Regions from separate parts of the Homo sapiens genome. Here all the other regions are linked to region 3. Evidence: chromatin loops called from intact Hi-C (ENCODE). Cell type or tissue: CD4-positive, alpha-beta T cell. All regions are shown on one strand.

Region 1 (2,500 bases), 160 kb before region 3:
ACAGATGCTTGAAGGCAGCATGCTCGTTAAGAGTCATCACCAATCCCTGATCTCAAGTAATCAGGGACACAAACACTGCGGAAGGCCGCAGGGTCCTCTGCCTAGGAAAACCAGAGACCTTTGTTCACTTGTTTATCTGCTGACCTTCCCTCCACTATTGTCCCATGACCCTGCCAAATCCCCCTCTGTGAGAAACACCCAAGAATTATCAATAAAAAAATAAATTAAAAAAAAAAAAAAAAAAAGAAAATACTACTTTAAAAATATTTAAACAAACAAAAACAGACAAATAAACTATCTGTTGCCTTAAGTTTCCATTTTTTTAAATTTGTACTACCTAAAATTTGTAAAAATCGGCCAGGCACAGCAGCTCACACCTGTAATCCCAGAACTTTGGGAGGCCGAGGCGAGGGGATCACTTGGGTCAGGTGTTCGAAACCAACCTGGCCAACATGGTGAAACCCCATCTCTACTAAAAATACAAAAATTAGCCGGGTGTGGTGGCACACACCTGTAGTCCCAGCTACTTGGGAGGCTGAGGCAGGGGGACTGTCAAGAGGCAGAGGTTGCAGTGAGCTGAGATCATTGCACCCCAGCCTGGGCATCAGAATGGGGCTCTGTCTCAAAATAAAATAAAATAAAATAAAATTTGTAAAAATCATCCCAAGATTAAAGGTAAAGAAAGCATCCTGATATGGCTACCTAGTAAATTCTTTCATATTTTAATTTATGTACCTATTACCTAGGGTCAAAGGCCTTTTTCCCTAAATGTATAACTAAAAATTTAGGGCATTTAAATACATGCAAGAAAAGAGAAAACACTACCAGCTTTAAAAAGGCAAACAGACCAAATGACCATCTGATATGTAAATCTCTAACCATCACAATATAACATTTAGTTAAAAACTGAACCATTAATTCCACATTTCAGAAAGAATCTAAACATCTTGACTATGGGCACAAGAGGGAGCAATTTAGCTTTGCATGAGGAGGCTGTATTTACAATTCACTCAGAGAAACTAATTCAGAGAAAAGTTGCCTTTATTCAGGGAAAACTCCACACTACTTTCACAGGAGGCTTATCCTGGTAGCAATTAATAATCTAATAACACAAAGAAATCTTGGAAAGGACAGAAACAAATAGGAACACAGCCTATGAAGAAAGCATCCATGATTAAAAACCAACATACGAATACAGTAATGTAAAATGTCACTACTGTATTTAAAGATACGTCAATTCTTTACTATTTCCCTACAAATAAGAAAAAATTAAAGCATTGAAATTTCAAAAGACAACTGGGTTACTTAAAACTGTATAGACATAAATAGTTAAAAACTATATATATATATATATATATATATATATATATTTTTTTTTTTTTTTTTTTTTTTTTTTTTTTTTTTTGAGACGGCATCTCACTCTGTCACCCAGGATGGAGAGCAGTGGTGCAATCTTGGCTCGCTGCAACCTCTGCCTCCCATGTTCAAGCGATTCTTATGCCTCAGCCACCTGGGTAGCTGGGATTACAGGCATGCGCCACCACGCCCAGCAAATTTTTGTATTTTTAGTAGAGACGGGGTTTCACCATGTTGGCCAGGCTGGTCTCAAACTCCTGACCTCAAATGATCTGTCCACCTCGGCCTCCCAGAGTGCTGGGATTACAGGCACGAGCCACCACACCCAGCTAAAAGTTAACAACTTAATATTCTTTAATTTATGCCAATCACCACCCAAAGAAAACATTTCCATAGGAACCACAATTTTAATCAAATTTAGATCTCTTATATTATCTGTACTTTTAAAAGAAAAGGTTTTGCAATACAATTAAATGTCAAAAATCCAATGTTCCTGTATTTGAGAATGGAAGTGAACTCCAGAGATTAAAATTTATCTTTGGGAAAGCACCTATTCTTGAATTAGTGGACATACAAAGGCAGACTCCAGAGAATAAAGAACTAAATATGAATAATAAGACTGTAATAGGACTACTTGAACAAAACTCAGGAAACACAAGTTAGAAGACAAAAAAAAAAACTGATTAGTTTGACTACATCAGAGTTCTCGTCTACTGAGAACACCCAGGAAAAAAATTAATCAGATGGCAAATTAAAATAAGGTATTTAAAAGTCTAAAACCAGCTGAGCACAGTGGCTCACGCCTGTAATACCAGCACTTTGGGAGGCGAGGCAGGGGGATCACCTGAGGTCGGGAGTTCGAGACCAGCCTGACCAACATGGAGAAACCCCGTCTCTACTAAAAATACAAAATTAGCCAGGCGTGGTGGTGGGTGCCTGTAATCCCAGCTACTCAGAAGGCTGAGGCAGGACAATCGCTTGAACCTGGGAAGCAGAGATTGTGGTGAGCCAAGATCGCGCCATGGCACTCCAGCCTGGGCAACAAGAGCGAAACTCCGTCTCAAAAAAAATAAAATAAAATAAAATAAAAGTCTAAAACCAACAAAGTTTAATGTCTAGAATATATAAGAAACTCCTAAAAAGC
Region 2 (2,500 bases), 100 kb before region 3:
GGCTGCGGCATCACGGCACTCTCTAAGCAACCCTATCCCAGACCCAGCCCTTCTGGCCCAACTAAAGTCCTACAGTCCCAGGAAGAATTCCAGAGTGGAGGGCACAGGAAGGGAAGTAGTGACAGATAAAGTTAAAAAAGTACACTAGCACCTGATTGTCCAGGGCCTCACATACCAGACTGAGGAGTCTGATCTTATGTAGACAGAGGTAGTCACTGAAGGGTCTGGACTTTCTCTCTCTCTTTTTTGGTTAATTCAACTTTATGGTGCTTTTCTAATTTAAAAATCCTTTGTCATGAAAAAGTCAAATATTATGTAAAAATATATGACTGTAGTGAATCTTCCTATTCCCTTCCCCCAGCACCGGGTAATACCGTGACCCTTTGCTGCACATTTTTTCAGCTGGAACAGCTGGTACCCTTCACCATGGGGCTGCACATGCTCGTGGCCCAGAACTCACAGAAGTTGATCTAGAAGATACAGTGGTAACTGAAGGAGCTGCAGGCCCAGCTCCTACCCCATGTGGGAGCTGGTGACCTTCAGAATGTAATGACTGTTGCTCCACTTCTGCCTTCCAAACTGCACACATTTCTCTTATAGCTAGCCCTAACCCAAAACTATGCAGGGAAAGGAATCTAGGAAATGTGGTTCTAGCCTAGCTAAGTTGACATGGTAAAAAAAACACCACTGGGCTTTGCAGGCACCGCTGCTGCCAGGAGCCCTGTGCTATCAGCCATGGTCAACCCCACCGTGTTCTTTGACACGGAGCCCTTGGGCCGCATCTCCTTTGAGCTGTTTGCAGACAAGTTTCCAAAGACAGCAGGAAACTTTCATGCTCTGAGCACTGGAGAGAAAGGATTTGGCTATAAGGGTTCCTGCTTTCACAGAATTGTTCCAGGGTTTATGTGTCAGGGTGGAGACTTCACATGCCATGATGGCACTGGTGGCAAGTCCATCTACAGGGAGAAATTTGATGACAAGAACTTCATCCGGAAGCATACAGTTTCTGGCATCTTGTCCATGGCAAATGCTGGACCCAACGCAAACAGTTCCCAGTTTTTCATCTGTGCTGCCAAGACTGAGTGGTTGGATGGCAAGCATGTGGTCTTCAGCAAGGTGAAAGAAGGCATGAATATTGTGGAGACCATGGAGTGCTTTGGGTCCAGGAATGGCAAGACCAGTAAGAAGATCACCATTGCTGACTGTGGGCAACTCTAATAAGTTTGACTTGTGTTTTATCTTAACCACCAGACCATTCCTTCTGTAGCTCAGGAGAGCACCCTCCACCCCATTTGCTCGCAGTATCCTAGAATCTTTGTGCTCTCACTGCAGTTCCCTTTGGGTTCTATGTTTTCCTTGTTCCTTTCCATGCCTAGCTAGATTGCAGAGTTAAGTTTATGATTATGAAATAAAAACTAATTAACAACAGCAACAAAAAAAGTACCAGAGTCTATCGGTTGTCAACATGGCATCAATGAACACCTCTTGTAATCATATTTAACTTCCAGACAAAAACTAAAGAGCAAAATCAGACTTCTACCTAACATGAAGCAGCTGTCCCTTGGACAATTGTGAACAAGCTAATTCTACCCAAAAGAGGATACAAAATCCTTTTATCCGTCTTTAGGTGATGTTATTGCAGCAGGTATGGACTAAGACAAGGGGGTTGGCCTCCTTAACATTCAAGAGGCTCTCGGCCTCCAACCTGACACAAGTAGGGAAATTGCCTGAAGGACCATAACTCTCCACTGTGGAGATTCAAATCTGCCTCCCGGGTTCAAGCAATTCTCCTGCCTCAGCCTCCGGAGTAGCTGGGATTACAGGCACGCGCCACCATGCCCGGCTAATTTTGTATTTTTAGTAGAGATGGGGTTTCTCCATGTTGGTCAGTCTGGTCTCGAACTCCCAACCTCAGGTGATCCACCTGCCTCGGCCTCCCAAAGTGGACAGTAGGTTTTAAGAAGAATCAGCAGATCCCGCCAGGCAACCACCTCAGGTGAGGCCATTACAGATTTCACAGGGACGAGGAACATAACCTCCTCAGACAGGAGAGGAAGGGCTTCTTTGACTGACAAGGAGGCTCAACAGAATTTAGGGGTTCTGGCTGGGCATGGTGGCTCACGCCTATAATCCCAGAACTTTGGGAAGCCGAGGTAGGTGGATCTCTTGAGTCCAGGAGTTAAAAACCAGCCTGGACAACATGGTGAAACCCTGTCTCTTAAAAAAAAAAAAAAAAAAAAGCCAGGCATAGTGGCATGCCCCTGCAGTCCCAGCTACGCAAGAGGCTGAGGAGGGAGGATCACTTGAGCCTGGGAAGCAGAGGTAGCAGTGAGCCGAGATCGCGCCATTGTACTCCAGCCTAAGCAACAGTTAGAGATCTTGTCTCAAAAAAGAAAAAAAAAAAGAATATGGGGGTTCATGGTCCTAGTGGAATCATAATCTGCCCAGGTGTCACTATTCCAAAATTTTGGGTCTCAAAACATTGCCCTAACTTTAAACA
Region 3 (2,500 bases):
GGAAAAAAGCTGCCTGTAGCTTTTGAAATTTCTTATTCTCCTACCTGTGATTAACTCATATGATTAGCAAAGTTTTATTATCAGAATTTATCAATAAAATGAAGTTAGTGATCTAGAAAATAAGAAGAGAACCAGCACAAAATAGCACGCAGAATCCCATTTTTTTTCTATGCATTTGTAAGTACTGGAAACGTCTGGTGGCTGGGTGCGGTGGCTCATGCCTGTAATCCCAGCACTTTGGGAGGCTGAGGCGGGAGGACCACTTGAGGTCAGGAGTTCGAGACCAGGCTGGCCAACAGAGTGAAACCCCGTCTCTACTAAAAATACAAAAATTAGCTGGGCGTGGTGGTGGGTGCCTATAATCCTAGCTACTCGGGAGGCTGAGGCAGGAGAATCACTTGAATCTGGGAGGCGGAGGTTGCAGTGAGCCTAGATCGCGCCATTATACTCCAGCATGGGGACAGAGTGAGACTCCGTCTCAAAAAAAAAAAAAAAAAAAAGGAAGAAAGAAAGAAGAAAACATCTGGAAAGAAGTAGCTGAAGATATTAAAAGTAGTTATATCTGGGTTAAGAGTGTGTTGATGATCGCTGTTCTTTTTGCTATTCCACCTTTTCTAAATTTTCTACTATGTGCATATATTGAACTCAGAAAAGCAAACAATAAAATTTTCTTTAAAGTTATTAATATTAGGCAAAGCAAATAGCTCAAATGTACATTTGTGATAGTCCTCTTAGCCTATGACATGTTGAGTAATGTATTCTAGTTTGGTTTTCCTTGTTAGCCAGATTTCATTATTTTGCAGCTTAAGTTGTTTATTTCTAGTTCCTTAAGGTGGGGAGGAGGTGAGGAGGTGAGGAGGGTGAAGAAGCAAATTCCACTTCAGTAAAACAGGGCGTGCAGCCTTTTCCCCTGAGTCCCTTTGTCTCAAGGCCCCTGTGTTCCGGGTCTTTTGTTGTTCTCTGCATGGACTTTGATTCGAGATTTAAAGAAAAACAAGTGCTGGCCCTCCTTGCGCCCTCTGGTGTCCCAGTGAGGTATAACCGGACAAACCGCACAAAGATCACAGCCATTTTCACACAGCGCTCCCCCGACACAGTGATGCCTGGAGACGGGAATGTCTGGAATCTTAGAGGAAGGAATCACACACCGACAAGCATGGCAGGCTTAGTCTTTGAAACTTAATCAGAGCCTGTAAGTATGGATACTGTTTTTTAAAAAATTAAAAGCAGTATCTGGACTGCAAGTATTTAAAAAACCTAATAGGAAATAAGTCAACTCTCAAAGCATTTGGCACAGCTTTCTGGGTTCTAAAACTAAGAAAATCTTACTACATATGTTGTTTTATAAATACAGCATAAACCAGTACTTTGTTATTTGTTTTAAAAATTTCTTTTAGAGACAGGGTCTTGCTCTGTCACCCAGGCGGGAGAGCAGTGGTGCAATCTTAGCTCACTGCAGCCTTGAATTCCTGGCCTCGGGTGATCCTCCATGCTTCCGCCTCCCAAAGGACTGGGTTTACAGGTGTGAGTCACTGTGCCTGGCCTAGAACTTTGGATTAATTGCAAATAAATTAGGTGAAAGAGAGGTCTGGATACCTAGGCTTTAGCTTGACTGAGGATAATGATTTCCGCAACTTTAAGCTTTACCATGTAGACCAAAAATAAAATTCTAAGCTCCCCAATCAGTTGAATGGATGCCTCCTTGTCCAGGGGCATTCCAAAGTTACCTGAAACGCTAGTTCATGTCATGATGGGAACAGGTGGTCAGACAAGCCTCATTATACTCTCCTCCCTTTGGGACAGAGTCCCTTTGGGATTCAGGCACATCTGACCAGCATTAACATAAGTCTGACAAAGAAGGCTTTTTGTAGCAGTAAGATACCAACATGACAGACAGCAGGCCCTGAAGTAAATTGAAGTAGTTTACCCCAAAAAATATATATATATTTTTGACACATTTTGAAATGGCCCTGCAAAGGTGTCTCTTGTGGGGAAAATCTACTTTCAGTAGAGAATCCCCTTCCCTTTCCAGATATTTTTCCTTAACCAGGAGAGAATTTACTGAGAGTCTTGCACCTTAAAAAGGTAAAAAATAAAATTTTTGGCTGGGCATGGTGACTCACGCCTATAATCCCAGCACTTTGGGAGGCCAAGGCAGGTGAATCACCTGAAGGTCAGGAGTTCGAGACCAGCCAGGCCAACATGGTGAAACCCCATCTCTGGCTAATACAAAAATTAGCCAGGCATGGGGTGGGGGTGTGGGCGCCTGTAATCCTAGCTACTTGGGAGGCTGAGGCAGGAGAATTACTTGAACCTGGGAGGTGGAGGTTGCAGTGAGCCGAGATCACACCATTGCACTCCAGCCTGGGCAACAAGAGCGAAACTTCGTCTCAAAAAATAAAATAAAATAAAATAAAATAAAAAAAATAAATAAAAATTAAAAGTTTTACAATCTGACCTGGTGCTGTGGCCCACTCCTGTAATCCCAGCACTTTGGGAA

What was found. A loop is a pair of places that touch in the nucleus more often than their neighbours do. Peaks named below come from ENCODE experiments on the same cell type or tissue, not always from the same donor. Only the 100,000 strongest peaks of a DNase experiment are listed, where the experiment ranks them.
Region 1: a loop joins it to region 3, with 10 times the contacts of the local background. A loop is called at or near these places in 27 of 110 quality-filtered maps.
Region 2: a loop joins it to region 3, with 5 times the contacts of the local background. A loop is called at or near these places in 26 of 110 quality-filtered maps.

The regions. Positions count from the first base shown.
Region 1 is chr12:98,652,562-98,655,061 of GRCh38, reverse strand. All of the region lies in intron 4 of APAF1 (apoptotic peptidase activating factor 1), which reads right to left. Among named protein-coding and RNA genes, the nearest start is that of APAF1, 8.5 kb to the right of the region's middle. In CD4-positive, alpha-beta T cell, a CTCF peak has its summit at 1,004 (motif pointing right); a DNase peak (open chromatin) is centred at 971.
Region 2 is chr12:98,589,441-98,591,940 of GRCh38, reverse strand. It overlaps the pseudogene PPIAP8. Among named protein-coding and RNA genes, the nearest start is that of SLC25A3, 3.0 kb to the left of the region's middle. In CD4-positive, alpha-beta T cell, no CTCF peak of the experiment used is centred here; no DNase peak of the experiment used is centred here.
Region 3 is chr12:98,489,686-98,492,185 of GRCh38, reverse strand. All of the region lies in intron 3 of LINC02453 (long intergenic non-protein coding RNA 2453), which reads left to right. Among named protein-coding and RNA genes, the nearest start is that of TRD-GTC1-1, 13 kb to the left of the region's middle. RefSeq lists a silencer at 1,361-1,655. In CD4-positive, alpha-beta T cell, a CTCF peak has its summit at 1,027 (motif pointing left); a DNase peak (open chromatin) is centred at 1,015; H3K27ac peaks cover 328 bases.